2 separate regions of the Homo sapiens genome follow, and region 1 is linked to region 2. A link is a contact called in ENCODE Hi-C data. All regions are on one chromosome and are shown on one strand. Each heading gives the region's core, a stretch centred on a gene start or an enhancer-like site at or near the end of the contact. The rest is flanking DNA. Distances are from core to core; before and after follow the strand shown.

Region 1 (4,967 bases), core at 450-2,949, 1.3 Mb after region 2:
CTTGAGCCCAGGAGTTTGAGACCAGCCTGGGTGACATGGTGAAACGCCATCTCTACAAAAATTAGCCGGGTGTGGTGGCATGCATCTGTAGTCCCAGCTACTTGGGAGGCTGAGGCGGGAGGATCACTTGAGCAGGGGAGGCAGAAGTTGGAGTGAGCCAAGATCACACCACTGCACTTCAGCCCGGGTGACAGTGAGATTCTGTCTCACACACACACACAAGATTTTATTCGGAAGGCTGAGGCAGGAGGATCACTTGAGGCCAGGAGTTTGAGACAAGTCTGGGCAACATAGAGACTCCATCTCTAAAAAAAAATTTTTAGCGTTTTTCCCTCTCAGGCCCTGCATTCCAAAATGACAAAGAAAAGAAGAAACAAGAGTCATGCCAAAAAGGGTAATAGCTATGCGCAGCTTATTCTCGCCCAAGGACCGGACCATTAAGAAGTTTGTCCTTTGGGCCGGGCGCAGTGGCTCACGCCTGTAATCCCAGCACTTTGGGAGGCCCAGGTGGGCAGGTCACTTGAGGTGAGGAGCTCAAGACCAGCCTAGCCAAGAGGGCGAAACCTTGTCTCCACAAAAAATACAAAAATTAGCCGGGCATGCTGGGGCACTCCAGTAATCCCAGCTACTCGGGGGGCTGAGGCCAGATAATTGTTTCAGCCTGGGAGGCAGAGGTTGCAGTGAGCCGAGATCACGCCACTGAACTCCAGCCTAGGCGACAGAGCGAGACCCCATCTCAAAAAATAAAATAAAAATAAAGGTCCTGCCCTCAAAAACATTGTCCTGTGTCTGCGGCATGACTTTCAGACAACATGGTTTTTCAACGTCCCACCAGGATTTATGTAGGTGAAAACCTGTTTCCGATAATCTGAATCTCAAATCCATTCTGTTTTACATATAAAAACAGTTTGGCGGAGGGCATGGTTTTGATAGACCCTGAATTTTCGAGGAATGCATCAACCATGAAAACAGAACACAGATCGAACTTTTACTGGGAACTTTACTAAGTTCACTGAAAAAAAAAATCATATTACCCATAACAACATTTGTAGCTTTACATTCACGATGGATATATATGCGTGTGTACGTCTGTACTTAGGTTTTGTTTGTTTGTTTGTTTTGAGATGGAGTCTCGCTCTGTCGCCCAGGCTGGAGTGCAGTGGTGTGATCTCGGCTCACTGCAACCTCGACCTCCCAGCTTCGAGCGATTCTCCTGCCTCAGCCTCCCGGGTAGCTGGGACTACAGGCGCCCGCCACCACGCCTGGCTAATTTTTGTATGTTTAGTAGAGACGGGGTTTCACCATATCGGACAGGTTGGTCTCAAACTCCTGACCTTGTGATCTGCCCGCCTCGGCCTCCCAGAGTGCTGCGATTACAGGTGTGAGCCACCGCGCCCAGCCTGAATATTGTTTTTCTTATCCATACTTCACTGTAAGCAGATGGAAGCATCTGTCTGCTTCATTATGTCTGCCAGTGTTGAGTACCTGAGTATTTTCATATTGAAATATAGCTTTAATGATACATTACTTCTCTCTTCCTTCTTTACATAGCGGTTAATCATATTGAGCTTCTGAAATTGTGCGCGTGGGCAGATTAGCCATTTTTGGGTTCCCTCTTACCCCCCGGACTAAGCCGGGACGGAAAAAAAATGTGAAGGGGGCGTTCCCGATCGATTTGGCCCCGCCCCATAGTGTGCCCAGAGCCTTCTGCCACACTTAACATGGCGGCGGCGGCGCCCTGCCGAGGCGCCTGAGCGGGTCGCGAGCGTGGTGTTACACTCCAGTCATGGCGGCCCGACAGGCCGTGGGCAGCGGGGCTCAGGAGACATGCGGTCTGGATCGGATTTTGGAGGCATTGAAGCTGCTGCTGAGCCCGGGAGGTGAGAGGACGCATCTCCGCGCCGGGCTGGACCCGGGACTCTCAGGGCCGCCCGGCTTCCGGGGCTGCCCTGCCTTCCGCAGCGTGCGCCCCTTAGGCCCGCCTCGGGACCCTCCGCCCGCTGCTGGGGGCTTTGAGCATTGTCTATGCCCGTCCTCATTACGTTCTTGAGGAAACTGAGGCTCAAGGAGGGCGCGGGATCCGTTGACTGCTGATATTAGCCAACATCTCTTGAGCATTTGCCTTGTGCTGGGCTCTGTCAGGCGGGGCCGTTATTTCATTCAGTGCTTACTGCAGCGCTCTTGGGAGGGGGATATGGACCCAGCTCCAGAGAGGGTAGGGCGCCCGCGACGTAGAAATGTGAGGTCCTAGCCGCGTGAGGGCGCAGGGGCCAGCATGGACCCTTGAGATTTGTACGAAATGCCAAGAAGTCCAGACATCGGAAGCAGTGACGTTTGAAATGGGTTTGGGGAGAGTATTTAGGGGTTACCAGGCGCTTTTAATCTTTGTGGTGCGTGGACAGTTTCTTCCCAGTCTAAAATCTGAAGGGATATTGGGAGTGGTTGAAGCTGCTACTCCTTTTGCGACTGAGGACACCCAAGGCTCACTGAAGAAATTAAGTAACCTGTCCAAGATCACGTGGTCAAATTAGGGGCAGAACACGGACCTAGGCCCGAGATCTACTGAACCCCCTTCTCAGAATCAGACAAATTGTTCAGTATAGGGGCTCTGATGTTATCTGGAGCTTTTGGAAAGGACGTGGAAGATAGAGCTCTGCTTATCACTGGGGTGTATATTTGGGGGAAGGGATGGGAAGGGATCTGTAGAATTAGCAAGGGCACATGAAAGGCCAAAGGGGATCACCTCCCAGTCTCAGATTTTATACTTAAAACTGCAAAAACTTCTGCAAACATTACACCACACCAGCGGGAAGTGAACACAAGTTACTAATATTAGTAAATGAGTGCCTACTAAGTATCAGTCCCCATAGTAGGCTGTTGACATACACATCATTTAATCCTCATTACGATCCCCTGGGATCGGTACTACTTGTATTCAATTTTTACGGATGAAGGACCAAGGTTCAGGTACATTGGAAATTGCCCAATGTCAGACTAGTAAGTGGCAGAATTTGAATTTAGGTTATTTCCACTAAAAGTATGGTAAATATGCTACATTGTCTCAATTAAGAGTCAGACTGCAAAATAGAATTTTAAGTTGCTAATCGAGAGGTCACTTGTCTTCTAACGGCAACTCTTTTTTTTTTTTTTTTTTGAGATGAGGTCTCACTCTGTTGCCCAGGCTGGAGTGCAGTGGCACAATCTCGGCTCACTGCAACCTCTGCCTCCCAGGTTCAAGCGATTCTCCTGCTTCAGCCTCCCGAGTAGCTGGGATTACAGGTGCACACCACCATGCCCAGCTAATTTTTGTCTTTTTAGTAGAGACGGAGTTTTGCCATGTTGGCCAGGCTGGTCTCGAACTCCTGACCTCAAGTGATCTGCCTGCCTTGGCCTCCCAAAGTGCTGGGATTACAGGCCTGAGCCACTACACCTGGCCTGCAACTCTCTATTGTATGACTGAGAACACGTTTAAATAAGCAAAAATCCTGAAAGTAATCATCTGTTATGAAACATGTATATTATGCTTCATTTATAGAAGACTCTCTAATCTCTATGAGTATGTGGTGGAGTACACATATATGTACTCATTTAATTTACAGAAATTCAAGCATTCCTATTTGAAGAGGAATTAGTTCGTGAAATTATATTATTTTGTACATGTAGTCTTATATATTATATGAATCTGTCTACTATTTTATCATATTAGCTGCTTAGGGAATTTAAAAATATCTGTAGTGGCTGGGCGAGGTGGGCCATACCTGTAATCCCAGCACTTTGGGAGGCTGAGGCAGGATCCCAGGAGTTTGAGACCAGACTGGGCAACATAGTGATACTCTGTGTCTACAAAAAACTAAAAAATTGGCCAGGCATGGTACTACACACCTGTGGTCCCAGCTACTGGGGAGGCTGAGATGGGAGGATTGCTTGAGCCTGAGAGGTCCAAGTCTAGGCTGTGGTGAACCATGATTACACTAGTGTGCTCCGGCCTTGGGTGACAGAGTAAGACCCTATTTTGTTTTTTGTTTTTTGTTTTTTTTTTGAGACAGAGTTTCACTCCATCACCCAGGCTGGAGTGCAGTGGCATGATCTTGACACACCGGAACCCCCACCTCCCGGGTTCGAGCAATTCTCATGCCTCAGCCTCCCTTGTAGCTGGGACTATAGGCACCCACCACCATGCCTGGCTAATTTTTGTACTTTTATTATTTTTTGAGATGGAATTTCGCTCTTGTTGCCCAGGCTGGAGTGCAGTGGCGCAATCTCAGCTCACTGCAACCTCCACCTCCCAGGTTCAAGTGATTCTTCTACCTCAGCCTCCCGAGTAGCTGGGATTACAGGCATGCGCCACATGCCCGGCTAATTTTTTGTACTTTTAATAGAGACGGCGTTTCACCATGTTGGCCAGGCGAGTCTCGAACTCCTGACCTCAGGTGATCTGCCTGCCTTGACCTCCCAGAGTACTAGGATTAGGATTACAGGCGCGAGCCACCATGCCCAACCTCAAGAAGTCAGCTGGATTTTCATATCTGCTTCTCCAGTCTGTCATGATAGGTTGTTTTGACTGAAGTACATGAAGAAAACCTAGACTCACATAGATATGTAACTGGAAAAGGGAGGAGAGTTCAATCACCTTTTCAAATAATTATGTACATTCTTTTATACGATTCTTTCTTTTTTTTTTTTAGACGGAGTCTTGCTCTGTCGCCCAAGCTGGAGTGCAGTGGTGCGATCTCGGCTCACTGCAACCTCCGCCTCCCAGGTTCAAGCAATTCTCCTGCCCCAGCCTCCCGAGTAATTGGGACAACAGGCACATGCCACTGTGCCTGGCTAATTTTCTTTTTTTTTTTTTTTTTTTAGTAGAGACAGGTTTTCACCATATTGGCCAGGCTGGTCTGGAACTCATGACTTCGTAATCCTCCCGCCTCGGCCTCCCGAAGTGCTGGGATTACAGATGTGAGCCACCACGT
Region 2 (4,892 bases), core at 1,814-4,313:
CGATCTTCCCACCTCAGCCTCCCAAGTAGCTGGGACTACAGTCATACGCCACCACACTCAGCTAATTTTTAAATTTTTTGTATAAACAAGGTCTCCCTATGTGCATGTCAGCTTTGTTGTTTCTAGTACATAAGTTCTTAAGTATACCAGGAACTATTTGGGCTGAGGAGAATGCAAAATGCAAATATTCCAGAAGCATCTGTTTGGTAATTTTCCTCTGAGTTTGTCTTTTCTTTATGTCTGAGTCCTAATGTGTACATAAGAGGCAAATGGGATAACTTGGTTTCTAGAAAAAGAAGGGTCACGTGTAAATTTTTCAAATACTTCACACATTTCTAAAATAGTATCTAATTGTATAAGGTAAGTAACTGGGATTAGACATGAGAAAACTTGCCGGGCGCGGTGAGTCGCTCCTGTAATCCCAGCACTTTGGGAGGCCGAGGCGGGCGGATCACCTGAGGTTGGGAGTTCAAGACCAGCCTGACCAACATGGAGAAACCCCATCTCTACTAAAAATACAAAATTAGTCGGGGGTGGTAGCGCATGCCTGTAATCCCAGCTACTCAGGAGGTTGAGGCAGGAGAATCGCTTGAACCCAGGAGGCAGAGGTTGTGGTGAGCTGAGATCACACCATTGCACTCCAGCCTGGGCGATAAGAGCAAAACTCCGTCTCAAAAAAAAAAAAAAGAAATGAGAAAAATTGGGTCCTGGTGTTGAGAAGCTGTACTATCCCTTTTCTTCATGTCTGTACCCAAGCAGCTGAATGTTGGAGAAAAACCAACACACTGGGCCAACTGGTTTACCTTTAACATCATGATCACAAACCTCAGATGAGTACCCAATGCCACCAAGGCAATCCTGTTAAGGACTTGCCTTCCCTCTCCCCTGCACTTGCATCTGTCTTCACCTTTGTTGCCCTTATCATGAATGGAAGCATCCCTGTTCCTCTCCAAGGTCAACCCTCCCTGTTTCCTTATATCTTCTGATGGATTTCACTCCTATATAGGTCAAGCAAGCCTCCTCTCTCCTGGATCACCCATCTTTCTTCCCCACCATATCCCTCCCAATGGCACATAAACATGCTCTGGGAACCCTACCATCTTTTATTTTATTTATTATTATTTTTTGAGATGGAGTCCCGCTTTGTTGCCCAGGCTGGAGTGCTGTGGCCCAATCTTGGCTCTCTGCAACCTCTGCCTCCCGGGTTCAAGCAATTCTCCTGCCTCAGCCTCCCCAGTAGCTTGGATTACAGGCGCGCGATACCATGCCCAACTAATTTTTGTATTTTTAGTAGAGACCGGGTTTCACCATATTGGCCAGGCTGGTCTCGAACTCCTGACCTCAGGTGATCCACCTGCCTTGGCCTCCCAAAGTGCTAGGATAACAGGCGTGAGCCACTGCGCCCGGCCCCTACTATCTTTTAAAAGATTTCTTTCTATATCTATCCCCAAACTTATCTGGTCCCTTCACAGCAAAACCTCTCTCAAATTGCATACATGTGCTGTCTCCATTTCCTCACTTTCCTGGTGACTGTTTAACCCATTCCGGTCAGGTCCACCTCCCTGATATACTCACGTGAATCAAGCCAAGGCCATCAGTGACATTCTCCAGTGACTTGCAAGGTGACCCAATCCAATAGCCACATCTCTGGCCCAAGTTTATCACACCGCTCAGCTGATGCCTCCTACCTGAAACCTTCTCTGCCCAGGGATTCCACAACTCAGCGCTAGCTTTCATGACTTCCTAGATGCTGCCTTTCAGACTCCTTCTCCATTACCCTCCCAATATTGGAGTGCCCCAGGATTTGGCCATGGAATTTCTCTTCACTCTTTCCTCCAAGCCAAGCCAGGGGTCGTAAACTGACAGCTCATCTGTGTGGTTTAATCAGCTCATGAAGTTTAAAAACATCTGATTCAGTTGCTAACATCTAAAAACTCTGGAGATTTGACATCTTAAAAATACAGATTTTTTTATTCCTTTAGGGGAAAAAAAAAGAGTATGTTATTGGGCCAGCATTCTCACAACGGAACGGTCAGATGGATGGAGAAGAAGCTGCTCCCTAGATATTGGGTCCATTTGATATCTAAGGGAAGAGTCATATTCCCTGTAAGTACCAAAAGGCTCTCATCCCAGAGCCACCAGCACCTTGCAGTCAGTTCTTGGTCAACTTGACTGCAGGTTGGGAAGGGTCCGCAGGCGCCTCCTGGGGAGGGGTGGGACTGAAGGTCTCCGCCCACAGAGAACAGCTCTCCCGCAAAGACAAGAAATGCACGTTTCCACAGAATTACACAGCGCTAAATACAGAAACTCCTTTCAGTAAAAAGCGATTGCTATGAACGTGTTAAAGCATCAAGTCTGGTTTTCCGCCACCTCTCCGGGCTGAGGTGGCCTGGGGACACCAAGAGGAGGCCCTCCCACTCTCCTCTCGCACCCGCTTTTAGGTGGCCCTCTTCTAGGGCGGAGAGATCACCAAAAGCCGCTGAGCAAGGACAGCCCTTCCAGTCGTCGCTCGCGGGCACGGAGCTGGGAGCGCGCGGGAACCGACCGGGCCTTACTCTGGGGCGGGCAGCTGTAAGACATTCGGAGGGCGGGTCGGGCCTGGCTGGGGCGGAGACTGGGCGGGGCCGGGCCCGGGAGCCTCCTCAGCCCCACTGGCTTGCCCCGCGCGCGCTTCCTCCAGCCACCCCCACTTCCCCAACCCTGTACGGGTTCAGGGGGCCGGAGACAGCAGCTAGGGAATAAGGTCAAGCGGACTGGATCCGGCACCGCCCAGGGGCGGCGGCCTCCGCCCAGGAAGCCCCACCCAGCGGGAGCCAGGACGCCGCGGCGCCGGCAGAGCCCACGAGCGACCCGGCGAGGGCGCGTGCGGCGTGACGACGCGACTCGCGGCGCGTCCCGTGACGCCATCGCGCCCGCTTTTGAAAGTTGGCGCCCGGGGCCGCCTCCCATGCTGCCCTGCGCCAACCCCTCCCCTCACCTTTCCTCCCCCGCCCTCTACTCGCCGCCCGGCCGGTCCCCCCACCCGTCCCTTCCCTTATCAGCACCCGCGGCCCCGGCAGCGCCGACGCAGGCGCACTGCACCGCGCCGCCGCCATTTTGTGTCTGAGCCTGTGGAGCGATTAAACCGTGCGCGGAGCTGCTTCTTTGGCGGCAGCGGCGGCGGCGGTGGCCGGTGCGGACGCGCGGAGCTCGCCGGAGACGCCGGGTGGCCGGAGCCGTGGAGCGGCGGCGGAGCGGGCGCCGCGGGGGGTGTGGCGCGGAGGTAAGGGGGCCCGGGGTGGAGGAGGTTTCGCGGGCCGCCTCTAGGTGTCACGATGGGGCCGCTCCGGTCGGCGCTGGCTGCAGCCCGGCGCCAGCGCCGCCGCCGGGGGGTGTTTGTCTCCCTCTACCGTCCCTGCTGCGGCGCGGCCGCCGCCATTGCCCGTCGCCGCCGTGGCCCGGCCGCCCCCCCCACCCCCACGCCCGCCCGCCCGCCCGCCCGCTAGGCCTCCCTCCTGGCAGCGCGCTAGGCCTCGGGCGGCGGCAGAGGCAGAGGCCCGCGCGCCCGGCGACTCCATTTTCCTTCCTTTGTCTGCCCTCGAGGCCGGTTCTTGGCCGGCCGATCGCCCGGCCGCGGCCCGCCCTCTGTCCTGTGTCCTCCGCCCCTCCCGCGGCGGGTGGCCCCAGCTGAGACACTATCTCCGCGTCCCGGCTTCGGCGCCCGCCTAGCTTAAGGGTTCGGACCGACTGCCGCCGCGCGCTAAGCCAGGTCCCGGTGCCGTATGGGTGTCGGGCCCTGGCCGTCGCGTCTCGGGCTGCCCCTCCTCCAGCCAGCCCCGTCCCCGGAACCTACCCTGCCGGCCTGCGTGCCTTCCCAGCTGCTTGGCTGCTCGGCGGTCGCTCCCAGTCCGCGCGTCGCCGCCGCTGGTCTCCGTCTCCGCCGAGTGGCGCAGGCGGCGCTGCAGCGGCTGCGAGCAGAGGGACCCCAGAGCTGCCGAGAGCTCCCTCTGCAAGGCTGGCTGAGCTGCTCGCACCTCTACGCTGCCTGAGCGGGCGGGGGGACGCGCGCTCGCCGCCCCCGCTGCGCCCCCAAACTCGCGCCCGGGTTCCTGGCCGGACCCGACCGGTGCGGCCCCCCCACGGTGGGCGGAAAAGATGCGAGTTCCGCACCAAGTAGTTTTTATCCAGCCGGGTTCGGACTCCCCAGCCGAGTGATAGCAGCCTGACTTTGTGCGCTCAGAGATCTCAAAGGGACTGAAACTTAAATTTCATTCTGATCTCAAGTGACGTGACAAATTTCTGAATTTGGGAGTATGGGCTAAGTCCCTTGAGTTTCCCTCCCGCTTTAAAATGTCCTCACACTAACTTAGTACCTGATGCTCTAGGGCTAGGTGAAGGCGGTTCTGCCCCAGGATTGTGCAACTCGATCTAGAGCGCCAGTAGGGCAGAATGAGTTTATTCTTGACTCGACTGGTAATTTGCCCATGCGATGAAATATGAGGGTTGATGTTGTAATTGAATCCTGGGTCACTTGCTGCAGATGGTTTATAAATATCTACGCCTAATGTAACTACTGTTTAGTAGGAGACTTCCTGTAGCCCCGAGTTCAGCGTTAAGTAAACATTCGCATACGTAGTCTTCATACTTTGAGTTTCGATCAACTAGGAAAGTTAAAAACCAAGTCCTCATAGGTGGGAAAGGAAGTTAAACAAGGCATATATTTAAATTTATTCGGTCCTTAAGTTTTCTTTCTTCACTAAAAAGCATCCCGTTGAATTGCGGGAGTCTTTTGCTTTTCCGTAAATATTCTAGTGCCTTAATATAGTTCATTGCAGCAGTTAATGTATCAGTTCGGGTTGTTTTGGAGAGAAGAAAGTCTGGATTAACCTGTTTTTAGGAAGGAAGCTATGTTA

What was found. Hi-C counts contacts between places; a loop is a spot of excess contacts on that map. Pooled maps may share reads with other maps.
Region 1: a loop to region 2 is called in a map of CD8-positive, alpha-beta T cell, with 13 times the contacts of the local background. The contact joins the promoter of TANGO6 here to the promoter of CTCF in region 2. A Hi-C loop is called at or near these places in 2 of 168 maps with a recorded cell type or tissue (CD8-positive, alpha-beta T cell and naive thymus-derived CD4-positive, alpha-beta T cell) and 5 of 50 pooled maps.

What each region holds. Positions count from the first base shown.
Region 1 is chr16:68,841,832-68,846,798 of GRCh38, forward strand. It overlaps TANGO6 (transport and golgi organization 6 homolog), which reads left to right and starts at 1,700. Exons shown (of 18, transcript NM_024562.2): 1 at 1,700-1,880. The coding sequence starts at 1,787. RefSeq lists an enhancer at 1,671-1,940.
Region 2 is chr16:67,559,463-67,564,354 of GRCh38, forward strand. CTCF (CCCTC-binding factor) reads left to right here and starts at 3,064. Exons shown (of 12, transcript NM_006565.4): 1 at 3,064-3,262. It overlaps CTCF-DT (CTCF divergent transcript), which reads right to left and starts at 2,847. Exons shown (of 1, transcript NR_158165.1): 1 at 1,949-2,847. It overlaps LOC124903703 (a long non-coding RNA gene), which reads right to left and starts at 3,988. Exons shown (of 2, transcript XR_007065094.1): 1 at 3,833-3,988. RefSeq lists enhancers at 2,156-2,205, 2,226-2,275, 3,420-4,282 and silencers at 2,506-3,515, 4,036-4,135.